Linked DNA regions of Homo sapiens: region 2 is linked to region 1. A link is a loop called in an ENCODE intact Hi-C map of the cell type or tissue named here. Cell type or tissue: mammary epithelial cell. All regions are shown on one strand.

The links. Peaks named below come from ENCODE experiments on the same cell type or tissue, not always from the same donor. Only the 100,000 strongest peaks of a DNase experiment are listed, where the experiment ranks them.
Region 2: a loop joins it to region 1, with 5 times the contacts of the local background. A loop is called at or near these places in 9 of 110 quality-filtered maps.

Annotation. Positions count from the first base shown.
Region 1 is chr15:49,234,682-49,237,181 of GRCh38, forward strand. It overlaps GALK2 (galactokinase 2), which reads left to right. Exons shown (of 10, transcript NM_002044.4): 4 at 1,170-1,260. Among named protein-coding and RNA genes, the nearest start is that of GALK2, 66 kb to the left of the region's middle. In mammary epithelial cell, a CTCF peak has its summit at 1,085 (motif pointing right); no DNase peak of the experiment used is centred here.
Region 2 is chr15:49,901,399-49,903,898 of GRCh38, forward strand. All of the region lies in intron 20 of ATP8B4 (ATPase phospholipid transporting 8B4 (putative)), which reads right to left. Among named protein-coding and RNA genes, the nearest start is that of ATP8B4, 220 kb to the right of the region's middle. In mammary epithelial cell, a CTCF peak has its summit at 1,099; a DNase peak (open chromatin) is centred at 1,983.

The sequences.
Region 1 (2,500 bases):
TCAGGTCCCTCCCACAACGTGTGAGAATTATGGGAGCTACAATTCAAGATGAGATTTGAGTGGGGACACAGCCAAACCATATCAGATACTTTTTTTTTTTTTTGAGACGGAATCTTGCTCTGTCGCCCAGGCTGGGGTGCAGTGGCACGATCTCAGCTCACTGCAACCTCTACCTCCCGGGTTCAAGCGATTCTTCTGCCTCAGCCTCCTGAGTAGCTGGGACTACAGGCTCCCACCACCACACCCAGATAATTTTTGTGTTTTTAGTAGAGACAGGGTTTCACCATATTGGCCAGGCTTGTCTCGAACTCCTGAACTTGTGATCCGCCTGCCTTGGCCTCCCAAAGTGCTGAGATTAGAGGTGTGAGCTGCTGCGCCTGGCCCAGATACTATGTTTTTCCATTGTAGTTCATAAGTGTCTGGTGGGGAAATACTGTAAATATCTTGCTTCTCATCACATTTTTACTAAGTTTAGCCCAGTTTAGCCAGTTTATTAAGTTTAACAGTCCATTGATGATTGTTTCCTGAAACAAATTATCATACAGTTTACCATGTAGTGACTTTTCTATTCACATCATTCCTTCTATATCTATTAGTTAGCATTTTACCATAATAAAGAGTTTTTCTTTCCTCTTCATTTAGCTTTGTATTCATTTGTTAACTTACATTAGTATAGACTCATGGAATCTTATTTTGTTAAATTGATTATGCATCAAAATCATCATTTTGTTTATTTGTTTTTTTTTCTTAAATTGTGCAGATGGTAAAATTGGATGGGTGGCAGAGATGGCTTTGAGTACTCTTGTTTCAGTTTGGGGGTGTGCCAAACAGCAGGCCCAGAGGATAAGCATTCATGTGGTTTACACCAGTTTAACAAGGACCAACATGAAAGAGAAAATAGTTGTAGATTACTCTGAAATATATTGTTTCCTCTGTGTTTCAGGAAATAAAAAGGGTCAGTTGGAGGTAGTTTAGTCACTAAGGCCACTGCAACTTCCTCTCTTAACTCTTAGCAGCTGGAGATGTTTTGCTGTAGACACACAGTTTGAACATAAAAGGTAAAGGAGAGTCAGTATCGCTGTGTTGGCACAAGATGGCAGCAGTCATCCATTGATTTTGCAGCTCAAGGCCTACAGATTTTAAATTAATGGTGTCTTTTGTCTTCGCAGGGACTTCAGTACTAGTGCTAATAACATCCAGATTGATAAAACCAAGCCTTTGTGGCACAACTATTTCTTATGTGGACTTAAAGGAATTCAGGTAAATTGGTTTATAAGGCACTTACTACCAGTTGAGATTATCATGTGTATTCTGTCAGATTTATTTTATTTACTACATCTTTTTCATCTCCTTACAGTACTAACCGATGCTTCTGTTCTATTTTGCTAGTTTGTGTTTCAGAGAGTGGGGAAGATATGACTGTTTTGGGGTGGTGTTCACAGGGGGCAGTAGTGGTTTTTATACAGCTGGCTGTTCATAAATAGGTGCATCTGACAAACATCTGTCTGGTTTTAAAATCTTTGTTTAAACATACTTTTGAGGATATGTTTTAATACTATTATTTACATTTATACTTGGGATGTATAGGGGTATACTGTAATAGGATTTAGAGTCAGCCCAGGTTTGAATCTGGGCTCTTCTCAGCTGTGGTAATTTAACCTCTTAAGTCTCAGATTTATCCATAAAATGATGTCATTGCTATCCTGACAAAGAGTTGTTAAAAGAATTACATAAAGCTTGATGGTAGCCATTTAATAAATGGTAGCTAGTATTGTTATTGCTACTTCAGATGGGATTAAAAAAAGATATAATGAAATGTATTAGTATAAGTATTTTCCAAGAAACATTGAATAATTACTTTGAAAATCTCTAATGTTACATACAAGAACAAGAAAATAAAATGTTTTCACTCTCATAATTGAAAAAGTATCAAGGACCAAAAGAAAATTGATATTTGCTGTTTTTAGAGCCACTTTTATATTGCAATAATTATTTTAGATGTAGTGACTTGCATAGAATCATAGTAGGACAATAAGAAGTAAATTTTGCCTTTGTGAGCTAAAAGTAAACAAACAAACTGACCCATGTTTTAGAGAGCTTGTGTTCCTTACTGCCTGGCAGTCCTATCTGAAACTTTGTAATGAGCAGCTAGGACTTAGTGGCACATCCATTACAGAAATACATCAAATTTATTTCTAATGTGTAGTCCTATACTGTAACAGTGGTGGTTTTTGTTCTTAAAGTTAATGAATTCATTTCTTTCTTTCTTTTGTGTTTTCCTTTCTCTCAGACACATGGTAATAACTTACAGGAAAAGTTATTGGCAGGTTTTAAATCTTCAAATCATCTGGCTTATCATATGCATTAGTGGGAATTACAGTATTTGGAAGCATTTGCCTGGCAAATGCAATTTTAATCTTCCTTGTAACAACATGCCTTTTTGCAGCATATGGGTAAAGTGGCCTAAATAATGCATGTTGCTTTGTGTTATTTTTGAGCA
Region 2 (2,500 bases), 670 kb after region 1:
GATGGGAATATCTTAGCAAATTTCCAAATTCCAGGATGTAGGAGAGTAAACATAATGAAAATACAATATCTTGAATGTTTAAAATGACCTAAAAGCTAAATCACCATCTTGAGCTGTGTTTGAACTAGGGGATCTTGATAGATTTGGTACTTAAGACTGTCTGAGCTTCAAGGGCTTAAGAACCACTATCTGGCAGGCATGCTGTTAAATAATGGAAAGCACAAGACTAAAGACAATTGATGAAATCTTCTAGGAATTCCAGGACATCTATATATAAAATAAATTCATCAATTTGAGGTACAATGTAATACGATCCAGCTTAAAATAGTCCTCTGAGAAACATATTTTTTAAAAAAAATTTAACAAGAAGAAAAATGATGGTACTTACTGAATTGGCATAGCCATTATAATAGGATAGAACATTTTAAGCAAAAATTGTATTCAGCTTAAAAAATAGAATAAATCTTCTAGGAAAAAAACTAGACACCAAAATATAGAGGGTTGTTCCAAATGGAAACGCCCTCCAAATGCTCTAGATCTAATTAGCAGTAGCTATAAAGCAATCCTGCTCACATCCCATGCATCTCTGCCATCTAAGAGGAAGATTGTATGGTGACATAGCACACTTAGAAGTGGCATTCTACTGTTCTCTCCAAAATGGAAAGATGATGCCCTTAAAGGAAGGGAAATTCCTCTTCAAGAACAGTTGAGTGCAGGCTTTGAAGTAACATAAGGCAAGCTGACAAACCTACAGAAGCTTCAACCACGACCAGAGAACTATCCAGCATGGGTCATAACTGGCATTTACAAAATGAGCACTCAGGAGAACATGGAGAGTGAGAGAAGACCAGAAAGTGAATATTGTGTCTTTTGGCGAAATGAAATTACTCATCCTGTGTAGAAAATATTTATTAAAATGGTTTTATGCTGAGGCTCCTCTGAAAGAAGAGAATGTCCACTTACCAAAACAACTGTTTTAGCCCTCAGCTGTCTAATTATTTGAAAATGTAACACCAATTGTTTACATACTAAGTTTAAAAATAAAAATGATACAAAAAGATACATTAACTTCTAGCTCAATATCTCCTTCTGCTGTCCAAGACCAAAATCACATCTGCATTTAGGAACCCAGAGGTCACATGGTTCCAAGAATCATATCACACATTTAACAATCAGTTTGCAGAATCAAAGAAAAAGATGTATAAAGTCAGAGTGCTATGTGTGAAATTTAGGGAGTTACAAAGGGGAGAGGGAAGTAGAACAGACATGAAAAATCATTGTTGTAAGTGAGAGGATCAGACTTTCCCATCAGATAACTATGTCAGGGAATCCTCCTCACAGTCATGAAAATGTACAGTGCCAAATAATAAAGAAAGCAAGGGAGACAAGTTCCTTGGAAATGAACATTTCTCTGACAATGTTGCAGAGCTCATAAATTGTGACTTCAGAAAGCACCACAGGGAAAACATCTCCTGAGTACTCCTTTTGAGTAAAGTTCTCACTCGCTGTATAAATGACTCAATCTGTTTTCCCCTTAGAGAGTAAAAACATTCCAAAGAAGGGTGAAGTTCATGAAAGTATTGGCTGAAATTCTATTTACTTAGGATTTTTTTCTCCTTAAACTGTCTTCCTAACATCTCACATGAACCCTTTTCCAGGCAGAAAAGGGACAGTTTTTCTGGCTCTGCTGAAATTGTCACTGCACTTTCTCTGTACAGGCCAACGTCTCTTGGCCAGATTGGGCTTTCATATTTTTAGACCTTTGCCCACGCTCTGTAGCTGTCATTTCTTTTTCTTCCTGGAATTTAGCTCTTCAAACACCAGCTGGTTCTCACAAAAACGATTTATTAGGAAGGGAAAAAGCTACACATAACTCCCTTCAATGACTATGAGCTATACATTTTTGAAGCGTACACACAATGCTTAACCACATAATACAAATAACAAATGCTAAAACAAAAGAGTGCCTGTTTTTTCCAAGCTGCGTAATGAAGGGCAGTTTATTACAATTCTTGGCATGCAGAATCGCATTAACAGTTGAGGCAACTGTGGCATTCACAGCCCCATGTCACTACAAGCACAGCAAAGCATAGTTAGGCACATACTGGCTTGCATACAACCTATAAAGAAGAAAAGAGGATGGTTGGAAAAAAGAGTCGTTTAGTCAGTCCTCTTAAGGCACTCTATATTGAAAGGTTAAATTGATCTGTTGTGGCCAGGCACAGTGGTTCATGCCTGTAATCCCAGCATTTGGGGAGGCTGAGGCGGGCAGATCACCTGAGGTCAGGAGTTCAAGACCAGCCTGAACAACATAGAGAAACCCCCATCTCTACCAAAAATACAAAATTAGCTAGGCTTGGTGGCACATGCCTGTAATCCTAGCTACTCGGGAGGCTGAGGCAGGAGAATCACTTGAACCTGGGAGGCGGAGGTTGCAGTGAGCCAAGATGGCGCCATTGCACTCCAGCCTGGGCAACAAGAGCAAAACTCCGTCTCAAAA